Regions from separate parts of the Homo sapiens genome. Here regions 1 and 2 are each linked to region 3. The links are chromatin loops, found by intact Hi-C in ENCODE. Cell type or tissue: endothelial cell of umbilical vein. All regions are shown on one strand. Region 1 has its middle 100 kb from the start of ITPRID2. Region 2 has its middle 81 kb from the start of ITPRID2. Region 3 has its middle 31 kb from the start of PPP1R1C.

Region 1 (8,000 bases), 160 kb after region 3:
TCATACCTTGTTTTTGATAACATTTAGTTTTGAGAAGTACTGGTCCGATAGTTTATAAAATATCCCTCGGTTGGGATTTGACTAACAATTAAACTGAGGTTATGCGTTTTTGGGAGAAAGCTCAAAAAGTTAAAATGCCATTTTCATCACATCTGTCAAGGGCATATTGCCATCACTACGGTGATATATTGATATCACTGTTGGTGGTGATCACCTGGCTGAGATGTGTTTATCACGTGTCTCCACTATGAAGTTATTCTCCTCACCGCTTTCTATCATGTACTCGTTGGTAGGGAGTCCCTATGCACAGCTCCCACTTAAGGACTCGGGAATTATGCTCTACCTCCTTGAGGACTATCTACCTAAATTATTTGAAATATTTCTGCAAGGGAGGTGGTCTCTTCTCCTTCTATTTATTTATTTATTCAATCATTTATGTCAGTATGGATTCATGAATATTTATTTTATACTTTGGATTATAATCTGATGCTACTTTATTTATTTTGGTTGAATAATTTTTATACCTTAGATTATAATCCAATGCTACTTGAATATTTATTTTATACTTTGGGTTATAATCTGATGCTACTTTATTTATTATGGTTGCTCAAATTGTTCCAATTTTTACTACTGGGAGCTCTTTCAGTGAGATCTTGTGTCCCTTTGATGTGCCCCTATCATTGTGTTTTGTTTGTTTTTTGGCTTTTTCTGAGTACTTCCTTTTTTGTGGTACTACAAATACACAAATCTTACTTGTATATTTCTTGTTCCAGTCTTAGAATCAGACATTTCCCCCAAGAAGCCCTCATTCCTTTTATTGCAGAATGGTATGGGAACCCAAGAACTCGATGCTTAGTGTCCATGCTACTAAACTGTCATTGCTTCTTGGGCCTCTCAGCTGACAGATCAGCAAGATATCTGTGTGAATACTAGCCTATACATATGCACATATCTCTAAATATTTCCATATGTGACCATGTTTTAGCTATATGAAGCTAAACATGAATTCATACTGATGCTTCTGACTAATCCGTTACCACGTGGGTTATTCTGGCCTCGTCCCCTTGTTTATCTGTAACCTCTCTTTCCAAAAGTGAGATATCTGACATCTAATACTCATCATCCATTTATTTAATTGTTCAATTTTAGTATATGTGTATAATGGTATTAAAACTTTTATCCCTGTGGGAAACAACTTCATTAATGAGTATATAGTGCTTATGTATAATTTCTTTTGCCATCTTTTTTAGTCATACAGGCCTCACTCATTTCCAGTTACTTAGGTCAGTAACCTTCCCCTATAAAACCTACAGTGAGGTTGTTTCACACATTTGTAATACAGTTACAATCTTTGTCATGTTGGACATTTCATCTTGGGATTCTCCCAACCTCATAAATGATTTTTCTTTAATTTGTATACATTAAGCTCTCCTCTCTCTATTGTACATTTCTATGGATTTTGACAAATACATAGTGACACTTATCCACAGTTATACCATACAGAATAGCTTCATTGCTCTAAAACTTCTCCTGAGCCGCACTTGTTCTGTGCTCCCCTTCTCCCACACCAAACCTCTGGCAATCACTAATTGCTTCCATCTCTGTAGTTTTGTCTTTTCCAGAATGTCATATAATTGGAATCATACTGCATATAGCCTTTCAGACAGACTTCTTTGACATAGCAATATGCATTTAAAATTCATCCATGTCTTTTCATTCCTTGATGGCTCATTTCCTTTTTATTACTGAATAGTACTCCATTGTATGGATGTACCATAGTTTTTTTTTTTTTTTTTTCATTCATTCACCTGGTGAAGAACATCTTGGTTGCTTCCAGTTTGGGACAATTATGAATGAAGCTGCTCTAAACATTTGCATGGCGATTTGGGGGTAGACATAAGTTTTCAATTCAGTTGGGTAAACACCTAGAACAATTGCTAGATCATATGTTAGGACTATGTTTAGCTTCCTGCAAACTGCCAAACTGCTTTCCAAAATGGCTAGACTATTTTGCATTTCTGCCAGCAATCAATGAGAGTTCCTTTTTCCACATCCTCACCAGCAATTGATATTATCTGTTTTTGGAATTTTAGCCACTCTAATAGGTGTGTAGTATAATCTCATTGTTGTTTTAATTTTTAATTTCCCAGTGACAAATGATGTTGATCACCTTTTCATACACTTGTTTGCCATCTGTACATCTTCTTCGGTCTTCCAGTCCATTTAAAAGTACTTAGATAATTTATTGATTGTTAAAGCTATATTTCAAGTTTGTATCACTTTCTTATTAAATATCCTTTCCCAAGAAAAATTTCTAAAATTTGCCACAAATTTGGATTACATGGACAAAACCCTCCATACACTACCAGTTGTGACATTACTGGTAGAAGGAATCTATTTTAAATGAGTATCATGTATATTTAGCAAATTATTTTATTGGTAGTCTACCTATCATCTTAAATACTACTAGAAACTGCCTCTCTTCACATCCAAATATGAAGACAGTGCCCACTATACTTTAGCATACATTACCTAACAATGAAGAAGAGGACACACATATGCCTTAGTAATAACATTGTCTTGCTTTGTGTCCTTGAACAAGTCACTTTGCCATGAGAGGCCTCAGTTTCTTCATCTGTTGTATAATGAGGTGAGTGCAGACAACCTAGAATTCCTTTGACTTTTTTCATTTTATTTTTTACTCTTTTCTACAGTCTCAGTCACTGACCAGAGGCTCATTAACACAGGATTCTTTCCTTTGGCTACCTTTCCTCCTACCACGACCACACTAAATTTTCCTCGTTTAGTTGTTGGTACTCTTTCCAGACCACTCCTTAAGTTCAATATGTACTTTCTCTCACTTTTATTATCTAGAGATCAGTTTCACTTGTTAATATGCTGTGTTTTAATTTTTTCATATCACATCTAATTAGAACTTGTTTTGCTTGAGAGTAATTAAATTTTATGACAGCAAATTAAATACAAGTTGATGGCTTCATGGTTTATCTGAAAATCATCCCAGACTGCTTACTAGAACCTAAATTAAAGTTGTTTCCATCCTCCACTAGGACTCCTTCATGAACAGGATATGTTTCTTGATGAATTTCAGCTTTTGGACTACTCTTTTTTTTTTTTTCTAAAGGATAGATCTGAGAAGCCAAGAAATTGAGCCTGAAAAACAACCCGCCACCAAAGGGTCTTACTCAGGATATATTTGATAAACTCCTTTTTCCTTGTTGTTAAATGTATCCTGTTGCCTTGAAAGAAAGGAGTACGCCTACCTATACAGTGAGCAATTTTCTCTCCAGGGAGTACTTTACTCATTCAAGTTCACCATAGGTCAGGCTAAAAGCAGTCCTGGTATGATTTGTATTTCTCACCACAGTCATCCTTAACTGATTCAGGATGTATGACTAATTAGAAGAAATATACACAGCAGGCACAGTATATGACACACAGCAACCACCTGCATAGGTTGCCATTGTGTTTAAGTTGCACAGATGGCCCCGTGAGTCATTAACTTTTATAAAACGACTTTAAAATCAATGTACTGACAAAGAATGTATAGGACTGTGCATTCAAAAAGTTCAGGTAAGTGAAATGGTAGACAACTGGAAAGCAGTGTCTCCCCCTTACCAAGAATGATTTACAAATCTAAGGATTATATCTTTAAAACCAGAAAAACAAAACTATCTCTAACAGGCAACTCTTCTGTTTGTCTTTTTCAGTCTCACACAGAACTCAAAGCACAGGTCATAGTTCAGGGGCTTGAACGTGTTCACAGCTCCCCTGACTGCATTTGTCTTTTAGTTTGCGTATGATGTTTACCTGGCTGTGGCTGGCCAGACATATATTCCTGGCCTTGTCAGTATCTAAAATTCGATAAATGTTTATTACAGAATTGGAACAAAGAAGAGTAAAAGGGCTTTGAATAAGGGCTGAAGGGGTCTCATCTTTGAGTAACATCTGTGACTGATACCAAGGCATGCCCCAGCAAACAACTGAAAGCAGCTTCCTGTGGGGTGACGTGCTTATCTGATCTGCCCGCTCTGGGTGGGCCCTCAGACTTTAACAGCTAAGGTAGATCCGTATACTCTCGGGTGTAATAATACCTGGAAGGGTTTTAGGTTGGAACTTTATAAAGATGACAAATTTAAAACTAAGGAATAATCTGTATATGCAGATTACTTTAGAGTTAACCCACACATGAAATCAACCACAAGAAAGTCTTCAAGTGTATTACAAGTGCCCCTATCTACTAAGGAATTTGTTCTGTTGAAAAAATAAAATATTCTTTGGTGATTTGGGGGTCTAAATTTCTAAGTTGCCAATGGTTCTACATATTTTTCAGCTGTCCAGTTTCCATTGTTGCTGTTTTGTGGGTCCAAGTCGCTTTTTTCCTACAAAAAATAATAATAAAAGCTCACTTTTCTTAAGGACTTTCCACATTCGCAGAACTCTTCTAAATCCTTTATGTGTATTTTAGCTCATGTTATTTCCTTCTATCATGGACCTTATTACTATTTTTCAGGACATTCTCTATCTCTGAGTCCACAGATGCTCAGTGATAGACCTTAAAATCTGTCGTATCAGCTTCGAAAGTGCAGATAAGGCTTTCCTTCAGTGCTCTCTACTGAATGTGGGTGTGGAGTTAGTGACTGTCTGGGAATGACTGCTCTGTCTGTGTGGCTTTGAAATCTCTGTCTTTCTCTACCTGTGTCCCACTTGCTGATTGCAGGAGTGAACTTCTGGCATGTAACATCTAGAACAGGACGAAGTTGGAAAAGCTTTGTCCATTGCACATGAGCATGGATAACATGACTCTTTCTGTGAAAGATCAATAATAATAGTGCCACATGAGAAGAATCATGATTACTCTTGTAGGTAACTACAACAAAAATCTACTGTTGGCAATTAGTCATCTACTATTTTGGACCCATCACTTGTACAAGGTATATATGTACTGTCTGGTACCTAGTTTAGCTGCATTGATTCATTTTTCACTTCCCATCTCTTAAATATATTTTGCATAGATGGCATTCTGGATAACAAAGAGTTTCTATATGTCTCTTAGGGTAAATGACATTATTGGTGTACAGCTTATTCCATGTAGAAGGATTCTATACTTGACAATGGAGATCTCATTTTACAATCTGTGTATCTTCTTTAGCAAGCACCCAGTTTAGAAATAATACAATTACTAATTTAAAATGATTAATATTTGAGTCCTTACTGCGCTACATACTTCATATTTGTTATCCCCCTTAATCTTCACAGCCTTCCCATGAGATAGATCCTATCCTCAATCCAATTTGACATACGATCAAAGTCTGAATTGAATTGATGATGTTAAATAACTCAACTGTTAAGAGTTGAAAACAGGTCTGCTGACTCTAGAATTCAGTCTTTACCATTATAGCTGTATGTTCCAGATAGTATTCATGCTAACAAAACAAAATGATTCATTTGTTAGATGAAGGAAGATCCTAACATTCTTTCTCCCTGTTCATGTAAAATGACTAAGGAAAATGGAGAAAAACAAAAGAAATCCTTGGTCTTCAGCAGCAGCAGAGCTCTTACAGGTTTTCCAGGCTGTGTATAAGTGCGGCTGAGCAGTAACATTGAAAATGTTGCTTTGAGCCAAGGGGATAGTTTGAGTTTCACCACCTATCATACTAACTTGTACTTAGAAGACACTCAATAAAACATTGAATTGAATCCAAATATGTTCACCAGAACAGCTAGCCTCAGTAAGGAAGGGAAAGGTGACAGAATTACCTAACCTTTGGATCATTTTATGGTTTGCAACCTGCTTTTCAAAACCATGTGTGTAACAGTACTGCGCTTGGGCTATCCCTGCTTGATGGTATTACTAGTGCTACTGTGTTACTCTTGCACTACATCCCCTTTTTTTCAGGCCTCACAGTGGTGCATGATACAGACAGGACAGATATTATTCATGTTAGTAATAAATACTAATGTCTTTAGTAGTACACATATTTAATTATGTATAGTGGATATTTGATTCCAATAATTTTGAAGATTGAAAACTGACAAGCCGAGAGGGGTAGTGGGCAGTTTATACCTCATTTTGCTCTGGGAGAATTGACTTTGGTGAGCTTTTAAAATCTTGAAGATATAGATGGAAACCCATATTTTCAGGAATCTCTGGATTATAAAAATTTAACCCAAGTGCTGCTGCTTCAGACAGATATATTCAGTTCTACTTGATTCCATAATTGAGACTATTAGCAGACTTCAGCCCTGGAGATTTAGAGAATTCTTCTCTGCCCTAGTCTTAGTTTAGACTGCCTTATGATTTAAAAAAAAAAAAAATCTTGTTCTTGGAAGGTTTGTGTCTCTTGTTTTGTTCTGAGATGGAGTCTCACTCTGTTGCCCAGGCTGGAGTTCAGTGGCCCATCCCAGCTCACTGCAACCTCCACCTCCCAGGTTCAAGCAATTCTCATGCCTCAATTCCCCAGGTAGCTAGGACTACAGGTGCATGCCACCACGTCCAGCTAATCTCTATGTTTTTAGTAGAGACAATGTTTCACCATGTTGCCCAACTGGTCACAAACTCCTGGGCTCAAGCGATTCACCTGACTCAGCTTCCCAAAGTGCTGGGATTACAGCCATGAGCCACCGTGCCCAGCTAGTTTGTCTTTTTTTAATCCAGATAGTTGTTCACAGGAGTCTAGGAATTGAGACCAGGCTGTGACAGGAGGGACCTATCAATCTCATCGTTCTCCCATCTCCCATTGCAGGTGAGGCTGTGACAGGAAATTGGTGTTGGGTTTGTGCTCTGCTGCTTGGACCAAACTGTTACTAGCTCAGATGTGTGCTGTTTAAAATAAAACAATCGGGATTTTGATAAATAAGGGGAACAACTGTGATGATCTCTTCCAGGCCACTGTTGTCATATAACACACAAGTAGAGGCTGAGGGGGAAGTGGTATCTCATCTGAAGGAAACAGATAGTGCCACTGTCAATCAATGAAACAAGTATGACTTCATTTAAAACAACAGGAACCACAATAAACAGGCCTAGACTAGTGTTTGGAGGTGTCTGGAGACTCCCATTTGTGGGTTTGAGCTGGTCTCCATGATCCCAGAAGCTGTGGGAGTGTGTAAGGAACTCTGCAGTCCAGTTGGGTCTGTGAATCCTAAGTAACCACCACTGATAATAGCTGTTGGTTACTTTGTATTAGACTTATATTATTTCCAGGCCTTCAAGGAGATCTTGTTAAACTCACAGACTGGTGTCACCTGCGCTAAGAGGAATTAGAGCCCTCCCTAGTGCTGAAGAGGTATCAGTGGTGATCACTTCACCTCAGACAGGTCTACCCCAGCATCCACAGGCCTGGGCAGGAGCACAGAGGAGACTTGCATACCTATGTCCAAATATTTAAATGTTATAAATCAAGCTACCTAATTTCCTGGAATATGTCTCATCCTCTACCTTGACAAATCTCTCTTCATAATGACTTGAAGGACAGTTGAAATTTAGAATTCTCCACCCCCTCCTCTCTCTCCTGCCGACACCCACAGCCTTCTTTTTCCATGCTCACTCTCTCTGTCTCATATGAGGAAGGGCCTTGCTCACCATGTGTGGATATCCCAGGTCATGCTTCCAAGCTCCACACACACTCCCACAGAAAACAGTCACCTTTTGCTGCACTTTGAGCCCCCAGAGTTGCACACTGGCATGTGTTAGCCTCAGAATGAAGGGCCTTAGAAGTCCTTCTAAGCAGAAGAGTCTTGAGTCCTTGGTACCTAGAGCATGGTCTAGAAAAGGGGAAGTAAACCCAATGGATTTCACACCCCATGGAGAGCAGCATGGCTGGAGGAAGGTTGAAGCAAGCACCTTTGCCCAGTTCTGAGAGCAGGAATGCCTGTAGGGTACCGTTTTCCCAAATGATTACCTCAAAAGTGTGAGCAACAACAGAATCAACAGGGAAATGGAAGAAAGAGATCAGAAGAAACTGTAAGGATTCTATCAG
Region 2 (8,000 bases), 140 kb after region 3:
CAGGACCTTTGCATTCCTTATTTTTTATGAGATTATTGAGAAAAGTGAGTCTTGAATTACCACTTCAGGTATTTTTGGTCTTTCTAAGTATAGTTTATGGCTAGGTTAAGCATATGGTTTATTTTCCAACTAACTCTATCATAAAACTTCCTTTTTCTATAATACAAGTGAGAATATTATGTAAGAATAAACTGAGAGCAGTCTTTAAGCTGTTTATACCTGGAATGTTGCCAGGCCAGCATGTGCTGGATGGAGCATTACCAAAGAAGGGAAAGAAAAGCAAAGAAACTGCAGAAACATTGGTGACATAGTCAGACTATGACTCCTCTTCATTTCCACGGGACATCAAGAAATGTTTTTCTCAAGTTGGAATCTAGTTTTAGAACTACCAGTAGATATTGACTGACACTCTAACCCCATGCATAATATCAGACAGTTCATCTTATCACCAGTTAGATCTCGGTCACATGCTTCCTGTTGTTATGAAGACCTTTTGAAACCTCAGGGCCAGATAAACACAAGAGTGGCCCTCCTGCTCCTTTATATGTTGATGTTCCTTGGGAGACTGTCCTTGACCCGCTTCTTCTCTCATTCTGCCTACTGACTTCAGGGTGTCTCATTTACTCCCTAGGCTTCAAAGGCCACTTATACCCTAAGGACTCCCCAGTCTCTAAATATGGTTCACCATGCCCTCCTGAGCCCTTGGACCATAAAATCAACTTTCTGTTGGAAATCTTCACTTGAATATGTTAAGGACATTTCACATTCAACTGTTTGACGGTTATCACCACCTTCTAAACCCACTTCTTCTCCTTATATTCTCCATGTCATTTAGGGGCATCACCATCTACTCAGGAATCACCATGTCCTGTTAATATTCCTTCCTAAATTTCTCCATTTCCAATGACAACATCTTTGTAGAAATTGCTATTAATTTTGATCTTGACCATTATGTCATTCTCTAATTGATCTTCTGAAGCTAGAATTCTCTCTATAAAATGCACACTTGATCATGTCAACCTTTTTCATAAAATCGCTCAATGTTTAGAGACACCCCAGCTATCAACAGGGTAAACCCTGAACTCCTAATATGACTTCAAAGCCTCTATAATTGGGCCCTTGCTTGTCTCTTTAGCCTCATGGTGACTGAGTGCCCTCATTCTAGCCATACTTGTATATTTTCAGATCCTCACACCAACTTCTCTCTTTTTTCCCCTCCCTCACAGATTGTCCTTCTGCCTTGGACACCATTTCTATTATAAAATGACCAATTCCTGCTCACCTTACTCGGCTGGAGAAAGATCCATATTCAGAGAGCCTTCCCTGACCCATAGACTACTGTGGGCTCTCAAAGTGTCTTGAGCTTCCTCTGTCATTAATCTTGATCTTGTTTTCTAGTAATAATTCTTCACAGCAATGCCATCTGCTTCATTGGACATTAAGCCTGGAAATGGCATGACCATGCTTGAATCTCCAGCATTTGGCCTGGAATATGGCACTTAGTAGGAGCATAATAAATTCCTGTTAAATGAATGAATGAATGAACCAATAAAGGATCTGCCCAGGTTCACTTTTGTGAGTAGGAGAGTGGCCAGGTGAAGTAGCATACAGCCTTTTAGCTTGACTTTTTCTAGACTTCTTTCCTAAAATGTAAATGGTAAGGCCCAGACAATTTCTTGGATCAAGGATCAAAGTGCCTCCTTTTGATTTCTTAGAAAAGTCAGAATTTAACAGCAAAAGTTAAGACAGTTCAGGATCAATATTCAAAATAAAGAGATAATGCCAGATTTTTAATGTATCTGTTTTATACATTGTATTTCTTTTCCCACGTTTTAAAATTGGAATTTTACAAAATATAAAGTGTTTAAAATGATCACATTTCTTCTTTTTAGCCTCCATTTTTTAAAAGTTTCTTTAGGAGAATGGCAGGACTCTTTGTGCCATATAAAATAGGAATTTAAATTAGGAGGTATAACAATATTCCACTGCCTCTGAATTTAGTCATTGTCTTGAATGCCATCGAGTATATCATAAAAGTATATCCTGGATTACACAACAACAGGAAGGAGGAAATACTTTCCAGATCATGAGCTTAAATTATGGAATTACAAAGCAAACTTTTATGAAAACTCTCCTCCCTACCTTCAGCCCACCAACTGCACAGACATTTCTCTGATGTCTGAGCTAAGTGGTATTTTTGTGGGTTCTAAGCCTTGCAGTTGCTGTTCAGGCAAGAGGGAGATTTCTCTCTCTCTTTTTTTTTTTTTTTCAGTTTAGGGGAAAAAGTGAGATTTAGGTTTTTTTCAGTTTAGGGGAAGAAGAAAACTGGGCCATCCACATTCCTTTCTCTACCCTATCACTTATCACGGACTATATTGTATGCATGATCTAATGACAACCATTAAGTATCTGAGAGAAACCTAGAGAAAAGTTATGTGATTACAAATTTATGATCTCAAGAAATAAGGACTTCTGACTCCTACCTTTAGCCCCATCAATAGAGCAGCATGATTATAATTAGAAGGAGTATGCCTTCAGATTTGCTCAGGACAGTGCTTGTTTGGTCTGTTGTTCTGAGCTAATTTTTATTTTTATTTTTATTTTTTTGAGACAGGATATCGCTGTCTCATCCAGGCTGTGGTGAAGTGTTTTGATCTCGGCTCACTGTAACCTCTGCCTCTCTGGCTCCAGTGAATTCTCCCACCTCAGCGCCCCAAGTAGCTGGGACTACAGGGGTGCGCCATCACATTTTTTGTAGAGATGAGGTTTTGCTGTATTCCCCAGGCTAGTCTCGAACTCCTGAGCTCAAGCGATCTGTCTACCTCGGCCTTCCAAAGTGCTGGGATTACAGGCATGAGCCACTGCACTCAGCCCTGACCTAATTATTAATAGTGATCCTTTTATTCTCAAAAACATCTTTGGGATATAAATTACTTAGTCATTTTAAATATAATGGTTATTTAGCATAACACCAACTCACTAGGTTTCTTTTTTTATTCCTCATTTTGAGAGCTTACTATATGCCAGGCATTGCGATGGCTCTTTTTCACTTGCACTCTAATTAATTTTTTACAACAAATCCACTATGCAGATAATGTCACTGTCTTAAACAACAGGAAACTGTGATTCAGAAATGTTAAGGCATTACCCAAGGCCACACAATGGTACATGATAGCCAAAATTTAGATGCGTTTCTGCGCAACTGGAAAACTGTTCTCTTTCAATTATATTATGTGCAGGTTCAAAATGGGGCCTTAAAAACATACCTCCCCTAACCCTTCTCCTCCCTCCTCCAACCCTACTCCCCCCTCCTCCTGCCCACATAAATAAATAAAACACACAGACAGAAGCAGCAAGCAACCCAGAGTGGCTTGGTGCAAGTCAGAGGCTAGTTGACTCCTGGGTGATGGTACATGATGGACTTAACCAGATAATGCAGTAAATCATGAATTCTAACAACTCAATTGTCCCGAATATGTTTCAGATCACTCTGTGTGTCTCTAGGGCTCCCTTGAAAGAGAAAAAGCTACTCTGGAGAACTTTCACTATGTGCTTCTCACTCCCTTTGTGGCCCTGGAAACAGAACGGAACTCCTCCCTAGCCTGCTGCCCACTGCTACCAGTCTTTCCCACACCCCAGATATGAAGAAAGATAATCAGGCCCTCAAATAGAAGTTTCCCGATTATGAGTCATGGCTTACTCAGCCTTTGTTACAGAGAACCTGGAAGCCTTTGAAATACGCTGTTGATTTTGGCAGTCTTAACTCCCCGTGCTGTTATCAAGAGACAAGTTACACGACTAATTTGCTTGAGAAATTACCTCTGTAATGAGTATATTAAGAAGAGCCTATGTTAAAGGGCCTGGTGTTTAATATACGGTGTTTAATGTCAGTATATATTAATAGCTACTCATTTCCTTGCACAATACTTCATAGCTAATAGTTCCCCAATAAATAGCTGTTACATTGAATTAAATAAAAATATGACATTATCATAGGGTACTTTCAATGAGCCAGGCATTATAATAAGAGATTTTTTTCTCACTCTCTCTAAACACACACACACATTTTGTATGTATATGTAAAATAAATATATATTATGTGTGTTTCATACATAATACATAATATACATAATAAATACTTAAGTATAGACATTTAAATTTAATTAAACTAGATATGAAAACAACATACATCAGCATAACTCCCTTAAGATTAGTTATTTTTATTTTATTTTTTGAGATGGAGTCTCGCTTTGTCGCCCAGGCTAGAGTGCAGTGGCACGATCTCAGCTCACTGCAACCTCTGTCTCCTGGGTTCACGCCATTCTCCTGCCTCAGCCTTCTGAGTAGCTGGGACTACAGGCACCCACCACCAAACCGGGCTAATTTTTTTGTATTTTTAGTAGAGACGGGGTTTCACCGTGTTAGCCAGGATGGTCTCAATCTCCTGACCTCGTGATCCACCCGCCTCAGCCTCCCAAAGTGCTGGGATTATAGGCATGAGCCACCGTGCCCAGCCCAAGATTGGTTATTTTTTATATGTACCTCATAGGGATGATTTCTGAAACAATTATATATTCTACCATGGTAGACATTATACAGTTTCAAGAAAAATAAATTGTTATATTCATTTAAGTTAAATTAGATGTGTACTATTATAGTATAGATGCTTTATAGCCCTTATCTGCAAAACATAGATAATAATATGGCCTAATTATTAAGATTGGCAAGCAGATAAAATTGGACAATGCAGTGAAGTGCGGCTTGTAGCATTTTGCAGGCACTGTATATAAATCAATGACCTCTTCATAACTACAGTGAGACTTTGGATATAGATAGGTATTTAGGAGAAAAATCTTGTTCAGTAGTATGTGTAAAGGCACTGTTTAAATACATGCATTTGTTCTATCACTGTAAATATTGTTATATTGCTATTAATATGTAAACTTAAAGTATTAGCTTTAAAGTTGACTTGGGAAGGTAACATTTTGTAGTCTACAGTTTTTCAGAGATAGATTCTGAAGATTTTGCCTGAAAAAGGAAATGCTTTTTTAAAAAACGTGCTTTGAACCTAAACAGTAGAAAGGAAGACTAAATAGAAAAGTTCTCTTTTTCCACCTAAGCCTAAGCCAATCAGCAAGCAGAGCTCTCCTGTCCATTAGAATTTATTCAACAGAGAGGTGATCTAATGTAGGTCAAGACCCAAAGAAATTTTTCAAAGTCGTTGATAAAGGAATTTCCTTGTTCTTACAAAAATTGCTGAAATAACTGGGTTCTCCTTTGTTGGATACTTTTGTGCATAGATTCAAGGCTTAAAACGGCTGCAGTCATCTTGCTATGGTTTGAAGATTAGGAAGATACACAGAGGAGATAATAGCTAAGAGGGATGCAGAGGAATAGAGCCATAGAATTGTATTAAGCCAGCCTAAGGCATAAATCTTGACTAAGGTCAGTGAGTTTTCTCCAAGCATAGTCCTAGACCAGAAGCATCAGCCTCACCTGGGAATCTGTTCAAATACAAAATCTAAAGCCCTATCCCAGAAATGTAGAATCAGAAACTCAGGGTGGAGCTAGCTCAGCAATCCATGCTTTAAGATGCCCTTCAGGGGATTCTGATGCAGACTAAAGTTTGAGAACCACTGGTTTAAGCCAGTTTGAGTAATATTTTCTGTTACTTGCTCTCAAAAGTATATTAAATGTAATACCTAGTGAAAATATACTCAAATTGACTAATGATTAACTAACATAAAAATTCCAGAAAGGGAAATCATGGTATAATATGCCTGGAAGAGTGTCCTGTTATAGTATGGTAGCTATACTCAAAGGCTTTGGACCCAGACTGCCTGGGTTCATATCCCTGTTCCGCTACTCATTAACTGTGTGACCTGGAGAAAACTAGTTTAGTTTCTTCCTGTGTAACCTGCAGGTAATCTTATGGCTGTTTTGAATATTAAATTAGTTAATAAATGGAGAGCAATGAGAAATTTTCCTAATTGCTAATGTATTCTAAGCACTCAGTATATGTTAGCAATCATTATTACCATCAACACGTAATATATTCATCACATCAGAGAAGTCCTAAAAAACAAACCACACCTGACTAAACTGACCACATTAATATTCTTTTAATAATGTGATATTGTTGGTGCCAAATTACTCTCACGATAGCATTTGGATTCAAAGTAAATAATTTTATTATGAAATGTGTATCTCATTATGGGGACAACACTGTAATTGTGTATTTAAAAATTCCTCTGAAAAAAATGTCAGAATCTAATGTTAATTTTTCATTTACTCAACAAATATTACTAAGGACCAATTAATAAGGTGCAAATAATTTTTAATGTAAACACATGCATACACACACTTCTCTTTAATAAAACTAGAAAAAAGACTGGATGTTAATAGACCTGTTAGTGTTGATCTTTGGGCAATGGAACTATGGTTTATAGTTTTCTTTTTATATAGTCTGTATTTTTAAAAAATATCTTGTTATTATTTAACAAAAGTGGATTTCTAAAAAGCAAATAAAAATTACTTTTCTTTGAAGGAAAACACAGGTCCAAATAATCTCAGGGCATCCAGATATCATTTTTTAGTTGTGACATAGTAGCCAATCAATTCTGCATTGTACAGCACTCAGTTCCTAGACTGGTTCCTATAATCTTCCTATAGGAAGATTCAAGCCAGACAGAGTTCACTACCTGAGTTCGGGACCAGCTCATGTCTAACCCCCAGACTTCAAGAGTAGAAATCAGTTGTGGATGCTTTAGGACAGAGCATAGGCACTCAAACCCACAGCCAGTGGAAAGATGCTTAATGAACTAGTCCATTCTGCCTAAGAATCCTTTGGGGTTCAGACTGGGGATGCACGGTAAGGAAGCTGGCCAAATGTTTGAGGTTACAAATCTCAGGAAGAATCTTAATCCAGAAACCTAAGATCTCTCTCTCACACTTGGGTTCATCAAAGGACAGACTCTCCTGGCCACATTTAGCAATGTTAGGTAATTATGTACTGATGAACCCTGCTAGCAAGCATTCACAACCCAGGACGCTAGCAAATCACAATTTACAGTCAATAAGTAGACAGTACACACATTCTAATTACTCTCTACTGAGTTGATTTGTAACTATTCATTTTCTTCCTATGCTCCTGTTCTATTCCCATCACAAACTAAATGGGACAGGGAAAGAAAGGTAGCCAATATGTAGCACAATTAAGAGCTTCACTCTGTAATAGACAGTCGTAGGTTTCCATCCCATTCTAAAGAATGGGATAAAGGTAAGTTTGATGGATCATGCATACAAAACTGTGTGACCTGTCAGACACCCAATCTCTCAAACCAACCTCTTCAAGCTGTTTTGAGGGCTAACTAAAATAATACACGTGCAATGGTTAACTCAGTGTCTGGTGCAGAGGCAGCATGCAGTAAAGGTTAATCTTTTTTTTTAACTCTTAAGTTCAGGAGTACATGTGAAGACTTGTTATATAGGTAAACCCACATCATGGAGGTTTGTCGTACAGATTATTTTGTCACCCACATATTAAGCCTAGTACCCATTAATTATTTTTCTTAATCCTCTCCCTCCTCTCACCTTCCACCCTCCAGGAAGACCCAGTGTGTATTGTTCCTCTCTCTGTGTCCATGTGTACTCATCACTTAGCTCCCACTTAAAAGTGAGAAGAGGTAGTATTTGGTTTTCTGTTCCTGTGTTAGTTTCCTAAGGATAATGGCCTTTAGCTCCAGCCATGTTCTTGCAAATGACATGATCCCTTTCTCTTTTGTGGCTGCATAGTATTCCATGGTGTATATGTACCATATTTTCTTTATCTAGTCTATCATTGATGGGCATTTAGGTTGATTCTATGTCTTTGCTATTGTGAATAGTGCTGCAGTGAACATACGTATGCATGTGTCTTTATGATAGAACAATTTATATTCCTTGGGGTATATACCCGGTAATGGGATTGCTGGGTTGAATGGATTGCTGGGTTGAATGGG
Region 3 (8,000 bases):
CTAAGTGTAATCAGAGTACTGATTACCTTTTCAAGGGGTCTATTGATGGGAAGTGAGTACAAGAAAGACTTCTATTCTATATCTTGATCTGGTGCTGTAATTACCTTCAGGAAGAAGGACCCACTGCCCAACTCATGGCTGCATGGATATTGTTCATCCACTCTGTTCCCTCTTAAGTTCATGCCATTGCAGTATATACAGATGGTGCTTCATCCACATCCCTATGGAGCCTCCTTATGATTCCTATGCCCATCCCCAGCTTTTGTATTTGTACTTCTAACAGCTCACAGTCTCAAAACCAAGGGGACTGTCCTTGGTTTACTGCAGCCTTTTTGGCCATACTTATAGCAGGAAGTGCCAGGGAGTTTATGGCCACCACAGGGCAAGCTATGGAAAATGACTCCCTTTCCTCAAGCCAGGACAAAATCAGTAATGTAATTTCCTTTGCACAACTCCCTGCAGGATCGGGCTGAGAAAGGGAGTTGACCTGAAATTAGTCCTTGCTTAGCTACTTCCACTTCCCTGTTCTGCTTCCATTAAGCCCCCCTGCTGATTTTTCTTGGGAGCGCTTCCTTAGCATATCTCCTGCTCAAATGTTCTTATATCAAAGTCAGCCTCTGAGAATCAGACTGAAAACAGCTATATTGGAAACCCAGTTATCACACGGGTGTAGCTTTCTTTCCCTCACTACCCTTCAAAATACTTCAATCTACTTTCATTATTACTCAGTCCCTCTTAGGAATTAAGCCTTCGAAGCCTTCCATTAATTAAATGAGTACACACTCTGGGAGGCATGACTCATGAATCATTTATCAATTATTTGCACTTTAGCGAAATGCAATGGCAAGATTAGCAATGCAGTCATCCAACAAGACCCTCAGCCACCAGAAGAATCAACATTGGCTGATGAGTATGGGGTAAGGCGTGGTGTTCAGAAAAGTCCAAAGTACAAGCCTTGCAAGGAAAGGGGAGCTGAGTGGGGCATGGGAGACAGATTCCTAAGGTATGCAATGGGAATTATCAGATTTTGATTATTTGGGTATAAGAAGAAAATAAAGAATACTCAAAACAGAAACAGTTTTGAGAAGAAGACACCCTAACTTCATAAATTTTATCTAGGACTACCCAATAACTAATATTTAGTAATTTTACGTATAAACAATGGAATGAATGTCTGTTATGATTCAGTAAGTTAAAGGGACTTAATAATATTTCTAAATGGTTGAGAATGGGTAAATTACTACCTGTCCCAGAAGAAACTGAGATGGCTTCATGAATTGAGTGGAATTTCAAGGGCTTGCTTGATAAGAGTTAGCACAATTTTTTTCTTCTCTTTTTAAGACAGAGTCTCACTCTGTCGCCCAGGTTGAAGTGCAGTGGCGCTACCTCGGCTTACCACAACCTCCACCTCCCGGGTTCAAGCAATTCTGCCTCAGCCTCCTGAATAGCTGGGATTACAGGGGTGCACTACCATGCCTGGCTAATTTTTGTATTTTTGGTAGAGACAGAGCTTCATCATTTTGGCCAGGCTGTTCTCGAACTCCTGACCTCAGATAATCCGCCCACCTCAGCCTCCCAAAGTGGTGAGATTACAGGCGTGAACCACTGCACCTGGCCTGAGTTAGCACAATTATCCAGTGGCAAAGCACATGCATACTTATTTAAATTAAAACAGCTGATGAAATTTTTCTGGTCCCAAATCAATTTTAAGGTTTAACAGTGTGAACAGCTCATGGTTTGAGCTTTAGAATTAATTACAGAGTGACTCAACAAACAAAATTATGTAACATTTCAGATGGAAATTTCAAAAATAATACATTTAAATCTATACTTCACAATTTCAATTTACTTACAGTATCTAAAATAATCTGAAATTGCCATTTTTTAAACACATGCAAAAATATGTTAAATATTACATGACTGACTTAATTGGAGTGAATGGTAATCAAAATTACCAAAAGAAACTGTAACATGAAGGATATGAACAGATACTTTTCAAAAGAAGACATTTATGTGGCCAAAAAAACATGAAAAAATGCTCATGATCACTGGTCATCAGAGAAATGCAAATCAAAACCACAAGGAGATACCATCTCACACCAGTTAGAATGGCGATCATTAAAAAGTCAGGAAATAACAGATGCTGGAGAGGATGTGGAGAAATAGAAATACTTTTACACTGTTGGTGGGAGTGTAAATTAGTTCAACCATTGTGGCAGACAGTGTGGCGATTCCTCAAGGATCTAGAACTAGAAATACTTGACCCAGCAATCCCATTACTGGGTATATACCCCAAGGATTATAAATCATTCTACTATAAAGACACATGCACACGTATGTTTATTGCAGCACTGTTCACAATAGCAAAGACTTGGAACCAACCCAAATGCCCATCAATGATAGACTGGATAAAGAAAATGTGGCACATATACACCATGGAATACTATGCAGCCATAAGAAAGAATGAGTTCATGTCCTTTGCAAGGACATGGATGAAGCTGGAAACCATCATTCTCAGCAAACTAACACAAGAACAGAAAACCAAACACCACATGTTCTCACTCATAAGTGGGAGTTGAAAAGTGAGAACATATGGGCACAGGGAGGGGAACCTCACACGCCAGGCCTGTGGGCAGGGGTGGCGGCGGGGAGGTGGGGAGGAGATAGGGGAGGGATAGCATTAGGAGAAATACCTAACATAGATGATGGGTTGATGGGTGCAGCAAACCACCATGGCACATGTGTACCTATGTAACAAACCTGCACAACTTAATAAAAAAGAAACTGTAACACAAAATGAGATTAATAAAATTTAAAAAGTATATAATATTAAAACATGCATAGACAAAAGACTAGACCAAAGCACACCAACATTTCAATGGCGCTTATCTCTGTGTGCTAGAATTGAAGATCATTTTATTTACTTCTTAATAATCAAGAAAAGTGTTATTTATGAAAAAGATAGTGTATAAGCTCCTCCCACTAATTTAAATTTCCCCCAAAAAAGGGCTTAGTAGACAAATGTTACTTTAGAATGGACAAGTTTTGAAAATATATTATTATCAAGGCTTGTATGAATTGAGGTGGAGACATTTACTTTGATCTCTTTGAATTACCACATATTGCCTAGAAAACACTCTAAAATAGAAAGCCTCACAGACTGTAATGGAACAGTTTTTGTTGGTAGTGATGAGATAAAACAATCAGACATTTTAGTAACACTATTTCCTTGATTGACAAAAATCAAAAGGGAAACGATAATTACATTTAAACACACGCACATGGCCTTTCCCTGGTGGAAAAAAAAATTGTATTTGTGCTGGTCTCCCTTAAGTAATTTTTCAATGGTCCTCTTTCAAGTTATAAATGTCAACCAATTTGAAAGCATGGTAAAGAGGAAAGAAATATGTAAACAAATTTCATAGGAAAAGTACAGCTGATGAAAACAGGAATCTAATCAAGGGAGTTTTCAAATATCAAGTTTCCATCACATTGAAAGGTATTTGTTGTGACTCAGAAGGATGATTTATTTCAGATTTGGCATTTCCTGTGAGTCACACTTTTCATCTGGCCATCTTAGAATATTTTATAAACACGAACCTCAATAACATCTGTATTATTCTCTTTGTTTTATAAATGGAATAATAAGTCATCAAAGAGCTTATAAAGCTGACAGAGGTCACCTAGGATGAGACTGATTTTTGTATCAGCACCTTTCCCTGAGACAGCCCTCAATTAGGATTTGAGAACTCCACAGCTCCTGTCCTAGCCATTTCGAAACATGGAACCCATGTTTTTAACTTTTAAAAATATTTATGTATGGAGACATGCCTAGGGAAAAAAAATCTCTCTTTAAACACATACATACTGATACATATCACCTATCTATTCATATAGATACGAAGATATCATAGAAAGAGTTCATAACCAGTAAAATGGCAATAAAATGTTAACTGCCAGAGCCCAGCTCCTGATCATGGAAGTCTGTTTCTGTTTAGGCAGCCAAAAATATAATGGGGAAGTCTGTAGGAAATAGAAATGTTTAGAATTTTTTCCTAACCTTTTGTCAGTTGTGATGATTCTGACGTCTCTTAACTCTTGATCAGATATCAGAGGTTTCTGAAGTTTCTTGGTTCGTGGCTCTCCAAGGTCTCGGTACATTTTTCACTGTGTCCTTAGGCCAAAAGGAGTACCTAGCAGTTCAAAGTATAAAGTAACCGTCAGGTAGGAACTTAACAAGAGTAATTGGCATGATGTCCGACAGATGGCGCTGTGCTTTCCCTCGAAAATTTAAATTACTTCGCGGTGCTCTTAGACTTCACTGCTGGAGGGGGTCGGGGGAATGTATGTGGAGGTCGGGGTGGTGGGGTGGGGTGTGTGTGTGTGCGCGCGCGCGGGGTGTGTGTGTGTGTGTGTGTGTGTGTGTGTGTGGCGGGAGGCGGTTAGCGGGTAGTGGGGCGCGGGGGGAGGGGTCCCTGCCTGGCCACCTGAATTCAGTTTGTAAACCACAGCTGTAGATCACACATACATTAGGTGAAGTTTGCAGAAGAACTGGGCTTGGTAGAATTTGAAAACGGATGAAAGACATTCCATGGAGGTGCCTTTCTCTCATTTGAGAAACACCAGAAAGTTATCTGGTTCTAATAAAAAAGTCTATTGGTGTCCTTTAAATCTAATTACTATGGTGCTTGCCCCAATGAAGAGGGAAAAGAGCTGTCTCTTCTACTCACACATAGGAAGCCTTTGTCAAGCTTTAGCTATCTCCCTTCAGACAAAAGCCTCCAAAATTACAAAACCACTAAGTTGTTTTGTTTGACTTAATCTTTTCCTGTTTTGTTGTCTATGAATCCTTCTCCAACCCACACAGTCTTAAAGATAACAATATGAATAAAATTCATTTCTGCTTGCATCTGAATCACACCAAAAGAAATACACAGATTTTTGTACATACAGTAACTTTGTCTGGGACAGTCAGACTTATAAGAATAAATGAAATTTGTTTCCTGGAACATTGAAGAGATACCCAGAAGAAATAGGCAGTCTTCTGACCAACAGGTACTAAACTTTGCTAGTAAATCTGTGTGCTTGCCAGTTGGATGAGAGCAGTTGCATGTATTAGGATGCTCTGGACAGAAGAAATAATGGTTTTAAATGAATCTGCTGGTGAGAAGTTATAAGAGTAGAATCCTTATTTTTATTGGTTTGAAGTTACAAGAATAGAATCCTCGTTTTTGTGTGTTTGTTTGTTTTTGAGAGAGCCTCTCACCCTGTCACCCAGCCTGGAGTACAGTGGTGCGATCACAGCTCACTTCCGCCTTGACCTCCCAGGCTCAAGCAATCCCTCAAGCAATCCTCATGCCTCAGCCACCTGAGTAGCTGGGACTACAGGTGGGCAACACCACGCCTAGCTAAATTTTTAATTTTTTTGTAAAGACGGGGTCTTGCTATATTGACCAGGATGGTTTCAAATTCCTGGCCCCAAGCAATCCTCCTACCCCAGCCTCCCAAAGTGCTGGGATTACAAGCATGAGCCATCACACCTGGCAAGAGTAGAATCCTTTAAATTGCAGGTATTGATTTGCTGTGGAACTCTTTCTCCTGCAGGCAACTCCATGAGGCATGTATTTGGGAGAAGAACAGCAGGAATTTATTATTTATTTATTTATTTATTTATTTATTTATTTATTTATTATCAGTGATTAGTCTCCTAAGCCATACCAGGAATGCCAGAGAGTTTCTAATGAGAGTAAAAGACTTTGCTCAGAGATAAGTGCTTTTTTTCCAGAACTATAAGTGGAGTGTCTGCTAAGTGCCAGGCACTGTCTAGGTTAAGGGGAGGATCAGGGGCCATGTTAGGGGCTGAACTAGGATGACTCTTGCTGTCACTGAACTTAGCCTGGTGGTTAAGAACAACAGAGATTTTTACATCTCAGAGGAAACAAAGATATCAGGGAAATTCGCTTTACTCTCTTACCTTAATTTACTCTTTTTAAATGAGAGGGTTGGAATACATGATCTCTAAGCCCTAGTGCTCTGATTCTAGCACCATACAAAGTTCACTTCAAAGTCAGTGAAAGAGTTGCAGCAACATAAATAGACCTCAGGGTATAAACACTATGTAATCCAAAGGGAAAATAAAGATGACAGACTACATGTTTTAAAATAAACTCACTGTGGTTTTTAATTCTCATTTCCAACCTTGAGTTTTATGAGTATTGATTTCCTAAGAAAAGAAAGCCTACAACTGCTACCTTCCTTAAGTACCTTTATATTCATTTTAAATAAGGCCATTAAAAATTTCAGGCCTAGTATATATAACTTTCAGTTTAAATGTTCTCTTACCCTCACTTAAAGGACCTTTTTATGTAACTAAAATGTAAAGGTTTAATTTTGGACACATACAAAATTAAGCTTGACATCTACTGAGCATTTATAAGAATACCTTTTTTTGCTGTAAAGTCCTTCAAACAGTGATATAACATGTCATTGACAACACAATGGGGTGGGCAAACTGAGGAACAGAGACATGACATTTGTAATTTGCTTAAGGTCACACAGTTATTTTATAATTGTGTATCATATTCATCTTATTTTATTTATCCTCCACTGTGGTACTATGGAGTAATTTTTTTGCTCTACAGACAAGGAAATTGAGTTTCAGAAATAGTATATTCTTATAGTAGTAATGGATTTGAAACTAGGTCCACCTCTCTAAAAAATTCTTGCAGTTTTTCCCTATACCAAGTGAGATGTTAGCACATAATCTCTGCTTTCCAAATCATATGAAAAGTATATCTTCCTTTTTTTCTCAAAGAATAAGAGGCAGTTGCAGAAGAGGGAGTAAGGTAAAAAGTAAAGAATTACCATTCTATTGCCCCACAGTGTTTCCAGACTTCTCTTTCCCTAACCCTTCCTCGACCTTATACGTATCCAGATTAGACTACCACAGTTTGTAGACTACACCCTATCCAGCCTCAGTTTCTTAGTTTAGTCACTTCTGTCCTAGAATTATTTTCCTCTCATCTCTGTTTGCTAAAAACCTATTCATCCTGAAAGTCCATTTCATGAACCATTCCCCTTGCATGAACACTCCTTGTTTCCCCAAATTAGATAAAATCTTGCCCACTTTGAATTCTCAAGTTCTTTGTTGGTCCTTGAGGTTCAGTGCAGCGTGCAGGAAGGGAATGACTGTTTGACTGAAACATTCATGTTTCATAGCCTTGTTCTTTTGACTGTTGGTTGTGGGACCTTAGGAAACTTACTTAAACTCTGTGAGCTTCAGTTTCCTTAATTACAGAGGGAAGAAAATAATTCCTACTAAGATAACATCTATCCTGCAGATACATTAATATGATTATGTGATACCTCCATCAGTGATAAAATGTGAAAAGAAAATGATGTATTATTTCTCACTATTAAAGATAAAACTATAGATAAAGTCCATAGTTGGTGTATTCATTCTTAGGTAATGTTTTGGCATTAAACATATCAGCTACTCTAATAATACCCAAGCTAGAGTTCAGTTCAGTAAAGAAATAGAATATCTAAATTCTTATTCAGTGTCAAGCTTTCCTCATTCCCAGAATGGAGGCTGAAGGTGGGGTGGGGATGTGGCTGGTTTCTTAAGAAGTTCCTAACTCTGCCTCCTCCCACACTGTGTAAGCCACGGCTCTGGCTTCTCCAAAGTCAGACTAAGGAAAGAGGGACCAGAGGAAGGAGCTGGGTTATGCAGCTGATAAAATGTGGCTTTCATGCTCTCTGGACAGCAGATGCATTGCTGAGTCTTTCTTGGTTGGACACTTTTGTTGCTTCTTCAGAGCTTCTCACTCAAGATCTGCAATGTAGTTTCTTTGACCTTGGCAATGCCTTCTTCTGGATAGCTCCATTTTGAGCACCCAGTAACACACCATTTTTTCATGTATACAACCCACTGAGGTAGTCATTTAAGAGTTTCTGTTTTAAGATAACCCCAGGTCAACTCTCTTTTGCAGGGTTAGGGG

What was found. A loop is a pair of places that touch in the nucleus more often than their neighbours do. Peaks named below come from ENCODE experiments on the same cell type or tissue, not always from the same donor. Only the 100,000 strongest peaks of a DNase experiment are listed, where the experiment ranks them.
Region 1: it touches region 3 in a loop (5-fold over the local background); 4 of 110 quality-filtered maps call a loop at or near these places.
Region 2: a loop joins it to region 3, with 4 times the contacts of the local background. A loop is called at or near these places in 2 of 110 quality-filtered maps.

What each region holds. Positions count from the first base shown.
Region 1 is chr2:181,786,873-181,794,872 of GRCh38, reverse strand. No RefSeq gene overlaps it. Among named protein-coding and RNA genes, the nearest start is that of ITPRID2, 100 kb to the left of the region's middle. RefSeq lists an enhancer at 2,951-4,150. In endothelial cell of umbilical vein, no CTCF peak of the experiment used is centred here; DNase peaks (open chromatin) are centred at 3,342, 5,582 and 6,942; H3K27ac peaks cover 2,937 bases.
Region 2 is chr2:181,806,663-181,814,662 of GRCh38, reverse strand. No RefSeq gene overlaps it. Among named protein-coding and RNA genes, the nearest start is that of ITPRID2, 81 kb to the left of the region's middle. RefSeq lists an enhancer at 3,507-3,801. In endothelial cell of umbilical vein, no CTCF peak of the experiment used is centred here; DNase peaks (open chromatin) are centred at 222, 2,102 and 3,662; H3K27ac peaks cover 3,636 bases.
Region 3 is chr2:181,950,695-181,958,694 of GRCh38, reverse strand. It overlaps a transcript of PPP1R1C not described here. Among named protein-coding and RNA genes, the nearest start is that of PPP1R1C, 31 kb to the left of the region's middle. RefSeq lists an enhancer at 2,884-4,083. In endothelial cell of umbilical vein, a CTCF peak has its summit at 4,253 (motif pointing right); DNase peaks (open chromatin) are centred at 3,554 and 4,244; H3K4me3 peaks cover 300 bases; H3K27ac peaks cover 1,337 bases.